Linked DNA regions of Mus musculus: region 1 is linked to region 2. The links are chromatin loops, found by intact Hi-C in ENCODE. Cell type or tissue: gastrocnemius. All regions are shown on one strand.

Evidence for each region. A loop is a pair of places that touch in the nucleus more often than their neighbours do. Peaks named below come from ENCODE experiments on the same cell type or tissue, not always from the same donor. Only the 100,000 strongest peaks of a DNase experiment are listed, where the experiment ranks them.
Region 1: a loop joins it to region 2, with 2.7 times the contacts of the local background. A loop is called at or near these places in 13 of 42 quality-filtered maps.

What each region holds. Positions count from the first base shown.
Region 1 is chr12:10,433,207-10,441,206 of GRCm38, forward strand. No RefSeq gene overlaps it. Among named protein-coding and RNA genes, the nearest start is that of Gm38407, 9.2 kb to the right of the region's middle. In gastrocnemius, a CTCF peak has its summit at 4,988 (motif pointing left); DNase peaks (open chromatin) are centred at 4,984, 5,453 and 6,495; H3K27ac peaks cover 943 bases.
Region 2 is chr12:10,220,545-10,228,544 of GRCm38, forward strand. No RefSeq gene overlaps it. Among named protein-coding and RNA genes, the nearest start is that of Nt5c1b, 150 kb to the right of the region's middle. In gastrocnemius, CTCF peaks have their summits at 2,490 and 3,495; a DNase peak (open chromatin) is centred at 3,495.

The DNA of each region.
Region 1 (8,000 bases), 210 kb after region 2:
AAGAAAGATCCAGCGCCTGGCCAGGGTTTGGTTATGACCTTAAGAAAATCAGGGTCACCCTTGATCCTTGGCCTTTGGCCACTTTTCTTTTTTTTTTTTTTCCATTTTTTATTAGGTATTTAGCTCATTTACATTTCCAATGCTATACCAAAAGTCCCCCATATCCACCCACCCCCACTCCCCTGCCCACCCACTCCCCCTTTTTGGCCCTGGTGTTCCCCTGTACTGGGGCATATAAAGTTTGCAAGTCCAATGGTTTGGCCACTTTTCTGTCCAGCTTTTGAGAAGGGTCCCTCTTTGAGCCTCAGTTGCTTTGCATACAAAATGCAAGTTGCCTGAAATTATTTCAGAAATGTTATCTTTCTCTATGGGAACATAGAAACAAAACAGAGATTGGCTATCCACTTTTCTGGAAAAATATTCTATAAGTCTTATCAAACCCACCCTAGAACTTCCTTCCTCTAATACTTATCCCTGCCCCCCGAGATTAAAAACACCCATAGACATTTCCTCTGCCTGCTGCTTTATGAGTTGAGTATAACAGAGAACAGGGGGAAAAAATCTCTCTCTTTTCAGGGCTATCCTCTCCTCTATCTCCATGGGTATAAAATTTCCTCACCATAAGGAAATACTTATCTCCAAAGGATACGAGGAAAGTTCAGGAGATAATGGATTGTGTAGCTGCCAGCAAGGGAGAAGGAGAGTAGAGAGAGTCACCCAACCCCATGGGAATCACGTCCAAGACAGGACCAAGATGGGAATTTTAGGAGGAAGTATGGAACTTCACCTTCCTGTCCTCCTACCCTTCCTCCTCTTCTTCCTCCTCCTCTTCTTTACTCAGTTGGTTCCCTGACTTTATTCTGATTGCTGGAAAATTCTGGAGTTCAAGACTACAGAACCTCCTATCTGGACAGTTCCTTCAGTGTTTCTCTATCCAACATTCCTTTGAGATAACTGACAGAATTCTTCTAATTATTTTATGTTTTCCCCACTGAAGCTGTTCCAGGGTATATGCTGTTAGAACTAACATTTTTAATATTAGAACTTTGTTCCGCTGAACTCATTACATAACTGAGGGAAGCTGACCTGGTACTCAGCTGTGTAATGAGTTCTTCTTGTCTGTACCTTCCTTGTTCTGAGGTTGAAGGTGTATGCCACCATGTTCACCATCCCATAAGGATCCAGAACAAACCCGTTCATATGGAAGGATCTGAGGTCATTAGCTGTTACTGCAGGGCCAGATAATATCCCCTGCGTTTGTAACCTCAACAGTGAGGTAACACTGATGGGGTAAGGGCAGCTACCAAGCAGGAATGCTTATTCAGGGACCATCACTTGTTTTCTGTTAGTCCTTCTCAGTGAATGGACATCCTTAGAGAGTGGGGTCTCCTAACTATCTCCAACAAGCATAGCAAAGCAGGCCACAAAGAAAGAAGGGGCAGAGCCATGGAGGTCTTTCCATGAAGTCTATTGAGAAGGGTAAGGTGGTCTGAATCCAGGCTGCTTGGTCCCTAATTCAACTCACTCTCTTCCAACCTCTGGAAGCAGGAGAGGGGAGTTTGAAATGTTCCTCTGTTCTTTCTCATTCTCCATCCTAATACTTCTGCCTCTGAGTAGAAATGAGATGGATATGCATTTTTTTCTGCCAGTATCTTTAGCAGGCAGACATTCAAGAACAAGAAAATCCAGTAGAAGAAATGGTATGCACAGGACTGTATATGAAACTCTGGGACATGTACATTCAGGAGGCTCAGCACCATGTCTGAGGCCAGGTGTGAACATAATGTTATGGGGAGAAAGAAGCAAGATAGCTATTGCCAGAACTAGAGAGACTTACATTTCAGGCTTAGGAGTTAGTCATTGTTCAGGAGGCAGTGCAAATCCATGCCTCTTACTGGAAAAATGACTCTGAGTTCTGACTACACTAACCAAGGACACCACATAAAGTGCAGTAGGTGCTGGAGAAGCCAACTTTAGCATCCTCTCCACATTGTCTATCTATGAAACATTTCATACTGGAACCCATGGGTTTCCAAATGCAATCACCTTACACAGTTAACATGAATAGGGGGAATCTGCAATTAATGATCAAAGATTCAGAGTTGATAGAACAAAAGTAGCATCAAACTTAGAATGAGACCCACCAGTGGGAATTTTAGAGTCAAAGACTGGACTTAACTGTAGGGGGAAGTTTTTAATGCTAAGGTCCTGTTCCCCAATTGGTTCTTGTTCTGTCAGTAAAGAAAGCCTGGGCCAATTGCTGGGCAGAAGGTACAGATAGGACTTCTGGGTCCCTGGAGGAAAAGGCAAAGGCAAGGAAAGAGAGGAAGAGTTTTTGCCATGCTTTGGAGGGAGAAGAGTGCAGCAGCCATGTGAGGTCTCTGGAGGAGCTTGGGACTGTGGCCATTGCTACAGGCAGGGTTTCAGGGATGTTTGGCAGAGGCTAGATGGGACTAGCTATTGAAGTTTAGAGCAGGTGGGAGATACAGAGCCCAGCAATTGTGAAGTGGGCCCAGCAACTGTGCCAAGTAGGCAAGTTGAAAACGAGCAATTGTCTCTGTGCTTTTTATGCAAGGACTCAAGGGAACGTAATCATGCTTTTCAGGAAGATCACAGTAGGAAGTGGATGACACCATTCTGAGAGCAGGGCAGAGCATGGCAGGACCTCAGAGGCAACCTGTGTATGTGAACTTTGTAACCTTTACCATACGAGAAACATCATGAACCTTGTTTCAATGGTGGAACATTATTCAGCTACAGAGGCTACCAGGCTAGCAACACAAGGCTTTTGAGGGGATAATGAACTGCTGTGAGGACAGCATGAACTCTGTCATGCAGTGCACAATGCAATTCAGATAGCACTTCCACGTGACACATGGTTGGGAGAGTCAGCAGATGCTGTTTGTCAAGAGGATGCATACGTTTTAGCTTAAGAAACCAAGCTTGTCCCATGAGTCAGTTAGAGATCAGACAAGCCTTCCCTCTGGTTCCATCATCACTTCATGATTTTACATGTGCGGGGGGAAGATATAAGAACTGACCAGTAGTTTATCGGTATGCCCTCCTCGTGGAGAAGCCCGCTCTGATCATCCCTGAGTGTGGCAATCAATGAGGCCAGCAGTTCTCAACTTTGATGATGCTGTTACCCTTTAATACAGTCTTCAGATTTTGGTGATTCTTCAACCATAATATTATTTTTGTTGCTACTTCATAACCAATTTTGCTATCGGCTGTAAATCATAATGTAAATCTCTATCTTTTTCTGATGGTCTTAGGTGACCCCCTGTGAAAGTCATTCAACTTCCAAAGGGGTCATGACTCACACATTGAGAACTGATGAACTAGAGTGACAGAATTTACTTCATCCAAGATGGTCAGGTAGAATGATAAGTAGAATTATACTTTGGCTCTATGACAAGATATCAATATCAGGATTATTTGGGCAAATTTGAGATTTCATATCCTAGCAAATACTTGTCTCTGTCTTCAGTATCTTTTAAGTAATAAAACATAAAAAGTAGATCGAAAGATACAAATTTGTAACCCAAAAGACAGCAGATACTCATACAAGTGGGGTGTGTGTGTGTATCAGAGACAAACTTTGGCATTATACTTCAGGCTCTATCTACCTTTTAAGGGAACATCTCTCATTGGCCAGCGACTCATCAGGTGGACTAGGCTGGCCAAAGAGTGCAAGAATCCATCCATTTCTTTCCCTATCCCCTAAACACGGGCTTACGTGTTCATGCCACCATGACTGCCTGATGAGTTAGGGGACCCAACTCAGTTCCTCACGCTGGTGAGACAATCTCTTTGCTGATAACACTCTTTCCAGCACCCCTCAAAGTGAATTTCTATGGCAATGCCTTGAAATATAAGAGTACCTGCCCTCCAGCCTGGTATAGATCCCACCACCTCTATGATCTCTGAGCAATCCCACTGTGTTAGTCCATGAACAATACATGCTTATGTATACTTTGTCTAGACCAAACACACTCCATCAATCCATTTTCATTCCTGCCTAAACTATCAACATTTGAATACATGGCCTCTACTCTACAGCAAGTGCAGTGGGATGGAAGCTGAGAATTACTGTATGTTCCTCTTCCACTTCCACCTCCTCTATCTCGAGTCTAATTGCTTTGAGGCTGAGTTATAATTAATGTCTTCCCCAGTCTTCAACGACTGGCTTTGTGGGGACTGCTGCATTTCTAAAGAAACAGCCATAGGCAGGGGCACATGTCAGGTAGTTAGTTATTGTACTCCTAAGCCCCACCAGGTAGCTGAAGCCCAGAAACTTGTGCAAGGCCAGGAAGTTAGTGACAAGGCTTCTGGGGAGAACTGAAGCTATCTAGGAGGCTTCAGGAGAGGACTGGCCCGCTTGATCCAAGGGCCAAAGCTACATCCCCTGTCCTTGAGGTCTTTGGTTTCAGACCCTGCCCGAGAGAACAAAGGAGATTTCGGTTGTCACATTTCTGCAGCCCTGAGCTGCTCTGTTTCCTAACTTGGCTGCCTTTCCCATGTGCTGTTTCCCATCAAATACCTCCCCCCTTCCCCTCAGATGATTGGTTGAAATTAAATATCCTAAAATTACACTCAAAGGGGGGGGGGAGCTAATACGAAATTTTAATCAAAATACAAGCTTAACAGTTCCCAGTCTTTGAAATGTGAAGCAGACATGGGGTCCGTGGAGATGTTCCAACATGTCTCAGGTGTGAAGTTAGCCAATGGAAGGTGCAATGCAGGATGTATTGAGGTTTTTTGTTTTTTTTTTTTTTTAAACAAAAACAGAACAAACAAACAAAAAACAGTGGGATCATATTTCCATTTCCACAGTGGACATGACTGGAGGGATCGGTTCCTCCCCCCAAAAAAAGGAGGCTTGGGTTCTTCTTCCCATACCCATCTCCATCCACAATGGTTTAAAGTGTTTTGCGAAGGACCAAGAAAGGACCTCACTGAAAGAGGCGGACATGGGCGCCCTCTGGTGGACGCAGCTCCGTTAGCCGTCACAAGACAGCATTTCTTCCTGGATTAACTCTATAAATAGACAGATGATTTATTAAACAGATTTGAGGCTCATTTGAGGCACAGGGCCATGATTGCTTCGGGGCTCAAATAAGGGAGTGCTTAGGACCACTCTTCTTCTGAAGACACCTGGACTTACTTAGCATGATCTACATTGCAAGTGCACTGGACACTGCTGGCTCCGTTGCTCCCAGCCAGGAGATGCCAAATTCCTCCTATATAAAAGGAGCTTTAGTAACTCAAGCAAAATAAGCACACTTTCCCCCCACCTCCTTCCCAGAGACTAAGGCGGCAGGGTTGCTGGGAGGATACACAATACCTTGTTACAAACCATGTAATGTTTTAAAAAGTATCTATCTGACAGCCTTGGCTAAAGCCAGATCTTCTATCTCGATTACTTCAATATGTCAGGTCCATATCGCACCACTGCGTCCAGGCTTTCAGAGCCAAGACCTCTGTTTTGTCCAACCTTTCCATCTGGAAGCAATGAGCTTAATATTCTGGCTCTCCCCCCATAAAAGCTATGTCACAAAAAAGTAGCAGCCTGTGAACTGCTCCCCTCCCCCAAGACACACTGGGACTCCTCATTCCCTCTGTGCTCTATTCGGTTACACTGGAAGACCATCCCACCTTTCCCCTCCCCATAAACCAGAATCCGCCTGTAACAGCATAGTACCAGGAGAGAAGGAATGAATTGACAATCATTTACACTTTAATCCCACTTTTGACATTTTGAGAGATGCAGCTTAAAATATACTTGAGGCTTAGGGACTCCCTCTGTCCAGCTGTGTTCACTAGAGAAGAGACATCCCCGTTCATGAATTCTACTGCTTCTGGTGTCCAACTGGAAACCCAGATTTAGAGCCTATTTTAGGTTGTGTCTCACACTGACTCGAGCTTTTCCTTCCATGTTGAAAAAGGTCACCACCACCACCACTAAGTTCCGTGGCTGGCAGTTCAGTGATAACGACCTCCCCGTTCTATGTGTTTGGTTCATGTATTCATTCACTTTTATTTGTGTTAGGTTTTTGATCTAATGCCTAGCCGCTTCTTTTGTGTGTCCTCTGTTACACTGCAAAATCACATGGGTCTCTGGTTCCTAGTGCTCATGTTGTGAGGACAACCTAGGCTCTTGGGCAGTTAAGTGGGTGGTCCCCATAAGCTGCTGCTGCATTTGATTTCTTGGGTGATCATTAAGCCCAGCTAGGTGCTGGTCATTCTAAACCTATTCACTGACAATGGTGGAAAGCAAAGCCTGGGAATGTGCATGCGCCGTCAAGTCCCCAAGAAAAAAACCCATTTACTATGCATGTTAGAAGTCAGGACGCTAGAAGAGCTAGATCAGTGGCAGCAAATGATGAAATGGGGAAACCACGGGCCTTGCCTGGAAATGATATAACGCTGCTGTTCACCCTCCAGTGACTCCGAGCCCTGGAGTTCTGGAAGATTAGCGGAGCTGGAAATCACCCTCCTGCTGCGCTCCCTGGGCTTTGGCTACTTTTCTGTTCTCCTTCAGCTGGAAGCTGCGAGGGGCAGAGGTCAGCTTTCCTGTGTTGAATCTTTAGGGACAGGCCTTTGGATCCTGGGAGAGAATTGAAAGATCAACCCATCCCAATCCCTTGTTTTATACGAAGGACACCTCACTTGAAGGGAGGGGGGCGGAGTACATTGCCCAAGGTCATTCAAGCCCTCAATTTATTTAGGCTAATTCGGGAGACATCCATTTGGGAACAAGCCAAGCCCACATTTGTTAAGGACCTTAGTCTGCAGTGTCCTAAAGCCCCTTGTATCCATTCACATACACAAAAGAGTGTTTAAAAGTGCTCATCTGAGAGCCATTACATAGGCAGGGCTTCCAGTGGCCTGACTCCACAGGCAGTATGCACAAAACCTGTTTCCTCAAATGCTGCCTGCTGCACTGGAGTTAACCTCTTTTTTGGCAAATTAGTTCATGACCTGGGAACAGTTGAACGAAACTGTAGGCACATCAAGAGGACGTTATTTGTGTTCTGCCTTTTTTTAGACCAAGTCTCTGATGTGTTTATTTGCAAGCTTGGCTCGTGGTTCCTATCCCACTACTTACAGTTAATCCCATGTTTTCTTTGAGCTACCTTTAAATCCGTGTCAGATGAAAAATACTGCCTGATTCTGAAGAGTGTGGTATTATGAAGGAATCCCACGGTTTATGATCTCAGATTTATTGTCACATGTATTTAGTTCTTGTTTTTCTTTTTCTTTTCTCTCCTTCCTTTTTTTCCCCCTCCCACCCCTCTTCAGGCTTAAGTCAGCTGAAAAGGTTTTACTGTGAATTATGAAGATGCAAGGATGGAAGACGCTGTATAGTGTTTCCTGGAGAACTTTTTGTTCTCTAAAAAGGACGCTGGTGCAGAGAGAGCTCCCCTGAGCTGCAGCCTTTGTAGACTGTTTCAAGGGACAGGAACCAAGTCTCCTTCATCTTGTTGTATTATTCCTGACACTGTGTTTGCCATGCAGGGCTATTCAGCGAGTATGTGTAGGATTATGGTTGCCAAAATAAGCCTACAGTCAATGCCCCATGTAGCTTGTCATTGCTACTACTAAAATGATTTTTAAAATTTTCCCTCATTTTCTTAGTGTTTATGAGGCAAAACCAATTTAGTTTCAGGGGGAAAAACCGAGTAATTTTATTTTAAAAGCAATTTAATACTGAATTAAATATTTAGGAGACGACTCAAATTAGATAAATACACACAGGATCTGATGTTCCTCTTTACCACTTATTAAGCAAATGAATGAAAACTGAAGGTTGCATTTTCCAGTGGTGTTTTAAACAAAGATAAACTTCATATTAGAATCATTGTTTTGTAACCATTTTAGAGGCTTCGATGAGTTGACCTTTCAACTCTGAAAGGTTTTTAGCAGGATTTGACACCTGGGCACTTCTAGAGGGTTAGGGACAGCAGAGAGAGCCGAAGTCACAGAGGCATCTTGAG
Region 2 (8,000 bases):
TTTTTTTCTTAACAACAAGGCAGGCTAGTCATTAAAAAAATTTCCCTGTGGAATTGAGGCTATTTCTCAAAAAAAGAACATTTGATCACGTCTACTTGAAAATTGTCATTTTCTCTCCTATGAGACACTTATATACTCACTATTCTGTTCTCGGGAAATATTTTCTTCACAGAAATTCTTTTAATGTGTTTAAGGACAATAACATTGTAGAAAATTCTGGCAGTGTAGCCATGTGCTACTGTTCCTGTAACAAACTCAGCTGCGAATACTTTTCCAGATTTCCACGTGCAGTCTCTTCTACCCAGTTTTCAGTTTGGTGATGTTTTACATTAGCCATTGATGATCAATAAAAATAGTAAGTGGAGGCTTGGCAACATTATATATTACAAGAGTGGTTTTCTTGACTTTCTTTCCTGGGATTTTTATCTCTGAAGGAGTCTGGGGCAAAAGATGAAGCAGAAAGAATCGTAGATTTTTAGCAGTGCCTCACTTTGCCTAATAGACCTGCTGTACACAGTAGCAGAAGTGACACTCTGTCAATCCAATATCAGGAGATATATGGCACTGTTTTTAAGTTTTTTACTTTTACGGTGATTTGCTCAAGAAACACAGCTAATTCTATCAAGGTAGACCAGTAGTCCATGGTTACCCATCAAGCTTTATTCTGAATGCAGGCATCTGCCCATTTCCTTGTATGTTGAAAAAAAAAGAATCTGAATAATGTTTAGAAAGAAAGCATTTCTGTTTTCTTGATTATTCTTTTTCTGTGTTTTGCTGTATTTTATTTAGTTTCATACTTTTGGGACTGTTTAGTCATTATGGTAAAGCTCTTTCAGGTGCAAGTTAGCTTCCTGAAATTTTTTTAACATAATTCCTATTATCCCTTCTTATGCTTGCCCCTCCCACAGATCCCCTTCTTGTCAAGACCATGTCCTATTTTCAGAGCTTTTGTTCATTCATTTGTTTGTCTGTTTGTTTAATACAAAGGAAATATGTTCTGGACAAGTGTCCTATTATTTCAGCATTAGTTTGATCCAAAACAGTGGAACCAGAGCTTAACTTACATCTTATAGGTAGAAAAAAAAGAGCTATTCCCAACAATTGGCCAATTTGACTCCAGTCTCCTATGGTAACTTGGTCACACTGTTGAAGTTGAAGTATAAGAGTCTGGAGAATGATTCCTTGCTAAATAAAAGGTTAGGTAAGGCAATGGTCCCTGGGCCACAGACTTCTGGCCTCCTCACTTTCTTGAGCTCCCTGTATCTGTCAACAGCAGCATGACCCTGAGCCTGTGGACAGACATGTTTGTGTTTAGAGCACCCTGGGCAGAAGAACAGCAACTCCCCCAACTCCAAGCCATGCTCACTGGCTGTCCAGGAGGAATGGGAGCATGGGATCACACACTGTTTATTTGTGGTTCTTTTAAGTGATGTCCAGAGACCTACATTTCATGCTTGTTTGAAAGTGTATACCTAACAGGGGAAGCTGTTAAACAGCAGTTGGCCTTCACTCTAGTTATTTACTTATTTAGTTACGTGTCAGCATGCGGTTTATTGAGTCATAAGTCTTCTTAGTATGTAAAAATAACCAGGATTTTTAGATTCCTGAAGGAAATTCGTATCTTATATTTATAAATATTTCAAAACTATCATATTTGCCTGCCAATATCTAAATTAAAGCAAAAGGAATCTGGTTCTTTCTTTTTTCATATACATTCTTTCTTTGACTGCTAGTATAATGTTTTAAATAGGAAGAAAAATGAAGACAAATAATTCATTTCAGGGTGTGAAAAAAATCTACAAGTTATTCTAAAATAAACCGAGTCAAATTCCTTGAAAGTGCTGAAAACTATTTCAAGATAAGCAGATTCAATCAAGTGAGAGATAAGCAGTTCTTTGTAAGCTATACATTTACATTTTGTTACAAATCTCTGACCTCACCAAAAAAAAAAAAAAGGACTTATACATGAAGAGGAAAAAAAATCACATCCAAAACACATTTTTAATGCTATTTCTTATTATGAGAAGTGGCAACATAAACCATATTGGTTAGGAAAAATAAATTTCTAGAGTAAGAGACTAGACAGAAAAGAGACAGATGAAGAAAGACTTTCAAAGTCATATAGCCCTGTAAGCTGGCCCATGTGATCTGTAATGCTGAACATTTTCTTCCTGGCACTTCATTATAACTATGCAGAAGACAAAATATGTACCAATGCTCATGGCATCACCCAGAAGGTAAGTTCACTGAGAGAAAAAGCATTTCTCTTTGGCTTTTGGAAGTTTTTCTATACAGTACATTAAGATGATTTTCCTCCACAGATATATCAAATCTGTCCCCTCAGGCTTCCTTCATGCCCCCCCCACCCCGCCCCTGACCGTGGTGTATTGTCACAGGGAGAAAATTGGAGCTTTTAGAAAGGCAGACTGATAGGGAAGCCCTAGAGAAAGCCGAGTGACACTCTGAGTGGATAACACACAGCTGCCTCCTCCTGGTTCCTTAGGAAATGCCCTTTAAGCAGTGGTGAGAAAACACTTTGAAGAATCTAAAGGGATAGATTCCCCAGCTGCCTTATCCATTCATTTTTAGAACTATCACCAACAATGAGTTTTGAGAGATAAAAGTTTGTTTGGAAATTCCATTCTCATGTGAACTGTGGTTAAAAGCAAACGGCTCCCCCTTCTCTCATTTTGGCTAGAGATTTATACACCTCCCAAGTCTTATTTCTATAAATGGACTACAGAGTATCTTGACATTCTCTCTGACAATAACAAACTCCCTTTCTATATTGTGGCACTAGGCTCAGACTGTTCAGGAAAATGAGATCAAATTCCATACCTGAGGAAGTTGGGTCAGAGAGCTTTGGAAGGCTTACACTAAATCCACTTGGACATTAACGTTACTCAGCTCTCAAAGTCCATGGACTAATGTTCCCTGAGCTATGGGTGCTGTGAGGCACTAGTGTCTTCTGATATGCAAACACAGCCTTAGTACAAAACACCTAATGATGGAAACACAGAGAAAATAACTGTATCAGTGTTGCTATTGCTTATTTAAAGAAAAGCCTTACTTCTCTCAGATCTTACAGTGTATACATGCACATACATATGCAAACACCTACACACACACACACACACACACACACACAAATATGCACACCCTCTTATCTGCACATACACATACTCATTTTGTTTGTACACTGATAAACTTCAAGAAGACAAGTAGTCATCAACCATTACTGTTCTTCATTACCACCATTCTAAGCTTTCGGAATCTCATATGGGATTTATAAGAATAATAATTAGCACTATGCATGGATTTACAAAGAGATACAAAGAAGGATTCTTAGCTTCATCCTCAGTTCAAATTTCAAATTTAGAGTAAATGAAGACCTTGGTGTATCAAATAGTTTGAGGATTCCAGTTTCAGCTGGAATAATCCAGCCCCTTTCTACACCGAGATAGAGAAACTCCACAAGCTGTTCAATGGTGCCCCCTTCCTGTCAGTGACGAATTTGACACAGAATAAAAATTGCTCTTTTACAATGTATGACTAAGAGATGTTAGCCCACATCGAATCTTTGTCAGAAAAGTAAAATGAGTCAAGATTCAGAACATTGAAGAACTTCATTCAAAACCATCTTTAACCTGTAGCTGGAGGAAAGCAGGAATCCCAGGACTCCGGAACTCAAACTCTCAGACTGACTGAAAGTATGCTCATGGTTGCAATATAGTCTAAAATTGTATCAAATGCTATCATAGAAATGGTCTTTTCAGAGTATTGTGACACAAGCTAATGACAGGAATCTTGATAAATCAGAGGCCTTTAATTATGTGTTTAAACATTGGCAAAGCATAAAATCAACTGCTGGACAACTAAAATGAAATTTAGAATTCTCACGGGTTCACAGAGGTATGTTAGATTAGGGGTTCCTTTATTCAGAGTGGCATCTATAAAAGATTTGTGTGGGCAAAATGCACCTGAGATTGTATGCAAGACAGAGGGGTGCCAACTTCAGCCTGAAGGCTGTAAGCAGGCACTATTGTGCAGTATAGTACTGATTAGTATATACTCAGTTAAATATCATTACTGTCTATTTTCTTCATTCAAACATCTAACAATACTTACAGGACACAGTTCTACACTAAGCCCCAGAAAAATCAAAGGATTTGAATGAAACTTCTTTCTCTGTATATTCACAGTATGGAACGACTAAAACGCATTGCAAAAACAAGGTAGAGGGTCTTGTGAAACAATAGTGGAAAACAATGTGCCATGCTATTAGATAAGGTAAGATAATAAGGAAATAAGATACACTTGAACATGTTTTTTTGGGCATAAGAAAGAAGAGATGAATTGAAGTAAACTAAATGAAGAATTAATATAATATATAATTTTTTAGTTTGGATTTAGAGGGTTCGAAGCATCTATAAATGTGAAGATAAAATTACAAAGATGATGAGGACAACCTCAGAATAATGGAAAGAAGAAAATCCAACTTCATTTAAAATGAATAAAATAATACTGATATAAATATATAATTTCTTCATCTTATTTAGTATATTTTTAATTAAAATAGAATTATATTCTTTTCTCCCTCCTTTTCCTCCCTTAACTCCTTTCATGCCCTGCCCCATCTCCCTATCAAGGTGATGGCCTCTGTTTCTTTGATTATTATTGCTAAACAGGGATGTGCATAAATGTATAAATATAGCTGTACCCTGCCTGCCTGTTTTTCTTGTTTGTGTTTATATTATTCCAAGGCTAGCCACTTTGTGCTGCATATACAACTAAGAGACTCCTCCCTGGAAAAGGCTAATTCTCTCTCTCTTCAGTCATTAGTTGCCATTAGTTCTTTTTCTCCAGCAGGAACTCCATGCATGTGGTTGTCCCTTTTTTCTGTGTTAGCATATCTAACAATGGTCATTGTTCAGGTCTTATTTAGGCAGCAATCTAGGACACACTGTAATGGCAGAACTCTGGTCCTCTGGATCTTACTGTCTTTCCACATCCTCTTCCCAGTGTTCCAAGTGCTATAAGTAGGAGTTGTAATTAACATAAATAAATACAGAGCATAGTATTATGGACAATTAACATCAGTCTAGAAGAAATAGAACAGAAAATAATCTTTTTACTTTTCAAAAATAAGTGGGTATATAAATAGAGACTAAAGCCTACCATACTGAAACACATTTATGTGTTATAGAAACCAGTGGATGATTTACTGGATTGGTGGACCGGCATAACTGGAAGCCCAGCTTCTCTCTGTGGAAGAAAGAAGATGGAAATATAGAAAAAGTCAGAGATGATTCAGAATCACAGCTCATCGTTATTTCAATTAATTATGTGACAAGAAGCCAGACAAATTCAAGCTGCAGCTGATAACAAAACACATTAAAGCCACTTTAGTAAAAAGTACATAACATGTGTGTAGTGTGTGTGTGTGTGTGTGTGTGTGTGTAAATCCAGTTTCATAAAAATCCCATCTCTGCAAGTTCTATTTACATGGAAAATACTTTAAAGATTTATTCATATTGTTTTGCATTGTGTGTAGAGACATGTGTGTGGGCACATGTGTACAAGTGCCCAAGGAAGCCAAAGGCATAGATTCCCTCAAGGTGAAATTAGAGATAGCTGTGGGACATGAGTTCTGGGAAACAAACTTTGATCCTTGGAAGAGCAGGGAGAGCTTTTAATGCAGATCCACCTCTATGGTTATCTTAGTCAGGGTTTCTATTCCTGCACAAACATCACGAGCAAGAAGCAGTTGGGGAGGAAAGGGTTTATTCAGCTTACATTTCCACATTGCTGTTCATCACTGAAAGAAGTCAGGATTGGAACTCAAGCAGATCAGGGAGCAGGCGCTGATGCAGAGGCCATGGAGGGATGTTCTTTACTGGCTTGTCTGCTTCCAATGGTTTGCTCAGCCTGCTCTCTTATAGAACCCAAGACTACCAGCCCTGAGTTGGCACCACCCACAAGGGGACCTCCCTCCTTGATTACTAATTGAGAAAATGCCTTACAGCTGGATCTCCTGGAGGCATTTCCCCAACTGAAGCTCCTTTCTCTGTGATAACTCCAGCCTGTGTCAAGTTGACACACAAAACCAGCCGGCACAACGGTTTTCCTCAATAATATTTTAGGGCCCTAGAAGACTTTCCAGAGGCCATATCATGAGCCAAATGAACTCCCTAGACTGAAAATTGAGATACATGGGTAATGGCATGGCTGCGAATATCCCTCTGTATGAAGATTCCTAATTTTAACATCTGCTAGATGCTTTACTTCACACCATACTTGGCAATTTGCAGAGTGCTTTCAGGCACACTTTCTCCACAGCAATGATACTGTCAATGTCAACAAATATAGGTTTTATGATGCACCCACCCTGCAGGGAACAGTCTGTTATGTCCTCTGCATATACCCATTTAATCAAGTTCAGGGAGGGGAAATACTTGCCTGCTGTCACAGAGATTAAGTGGCTATTTCGTATTCTAACACAAGACTGACATTAAAATTCAAACTTTCAATCATTGTATTCTTCCTTATGGCCTCAAGAGTATCATTATTTAGATAACACAACTGATGCCTGGAAGAGCTTAAAAAAATGCTAAAAGAGCTTAAAAGATCCTCATCCAGACTCCTTAACTCTAAAGTTGGCATCTTACCTACCTGGATACTTTCAGAATGACATGAAATAATAGATACTGAGTACTGGGTAAATTGTAAAACTTGAAGCTGTAGAAGGATCGGCCATTATGACCTTTAAAAAATCCCTTAGCACATCATGAAAGCAATGAGCAGTGAGAATTGAAGTGCAGCTGTGCCACTTTGGCATTAAATTCGTCAACTTCTTAAGATGCTAAACACCCACTTAGCATTTGCCTTGCCATACCCCTGCTAGGTATTTACCTAAGAGAAATAAAAATACATGTCCACATAAAAACCTGGGTGGAAACGTTTATTTCAGCTTTATTTATTTTTGCCCCCAAACTGGAAATACCCCAAACACTCTTGTCTGGTGAAGGGATAAACAAACAGGCCGATTCCCTTACAATGGAATAGTAGTCACAAATAAAATAAAATGAGTAACTGATGTGCGTAGTAGCATGGGTGCATCAAAAATGCCTTGACTCGATGAAAGGAGCCATATTCAAAGAGACATACAATGAATGATGATTCCATTTATATGATATTTTAATTAAGATAAAGTATCGGGTCATAAAACAGAAATGGGACTGGCAGCAGAGGAAGTAGAATGACTTCAGAGAAGCCTGAAGAGTTGCCCATGTGATATAAATATTGCCATCTCCAAGACTCTGGTGGTTACAGGTCTGAAAGCTTTGATTGTAATTATAGAAATTATTCAGGAAATGGTGTTCACATTGAATATCAAACTCCAATAAGCCTTACTTTTTCGGGCAGAAGAGGTTCTCTAATTCTCTGCTCAAGCTATTGGGTATGCTCCCATACCTAAGGCCCACTAGGAATAGCTTTTGAGAATCCAACAATATCCAAGAGACAGGAGTCTCAAGTTTTCTTTTAGAAAACATGTATCCTTAGAACTTGTATGGTTACACCTCTCCATGGATTTTTGCCTTATCACCTTCTTGCAATTCTCATTTGATTTTCTTAGATTCAATAAATCTCCCATATTCATATTCTCTCTCTCTCTCTCTCTCTCTCTCTCTCTCTCTCTCTCTCTCTCTCTCTCTCTCTCTCTCTCTCAAGTGGCTTACCTGGAATGAGTGGGATAGCCACTTGATTTTTTTCTTCCAAGACCCCACTTCTCTCTCATATCTTATAAGAAGCTCCACCTTCTAGTTCTTCATATTTCAAGGCTCAGATAATTTCTGTTTTATGTTCACTTCAGTTGAAATGAACTCATCAAAAACTCTACTCTTCTTTATCATTTGTATATGCGTGGCATGTGACTTACCACAGTTTATTATTCTGACTGACAATGAAGATAAGCTGTGGTAAAACTTAGTAGGGGTCAC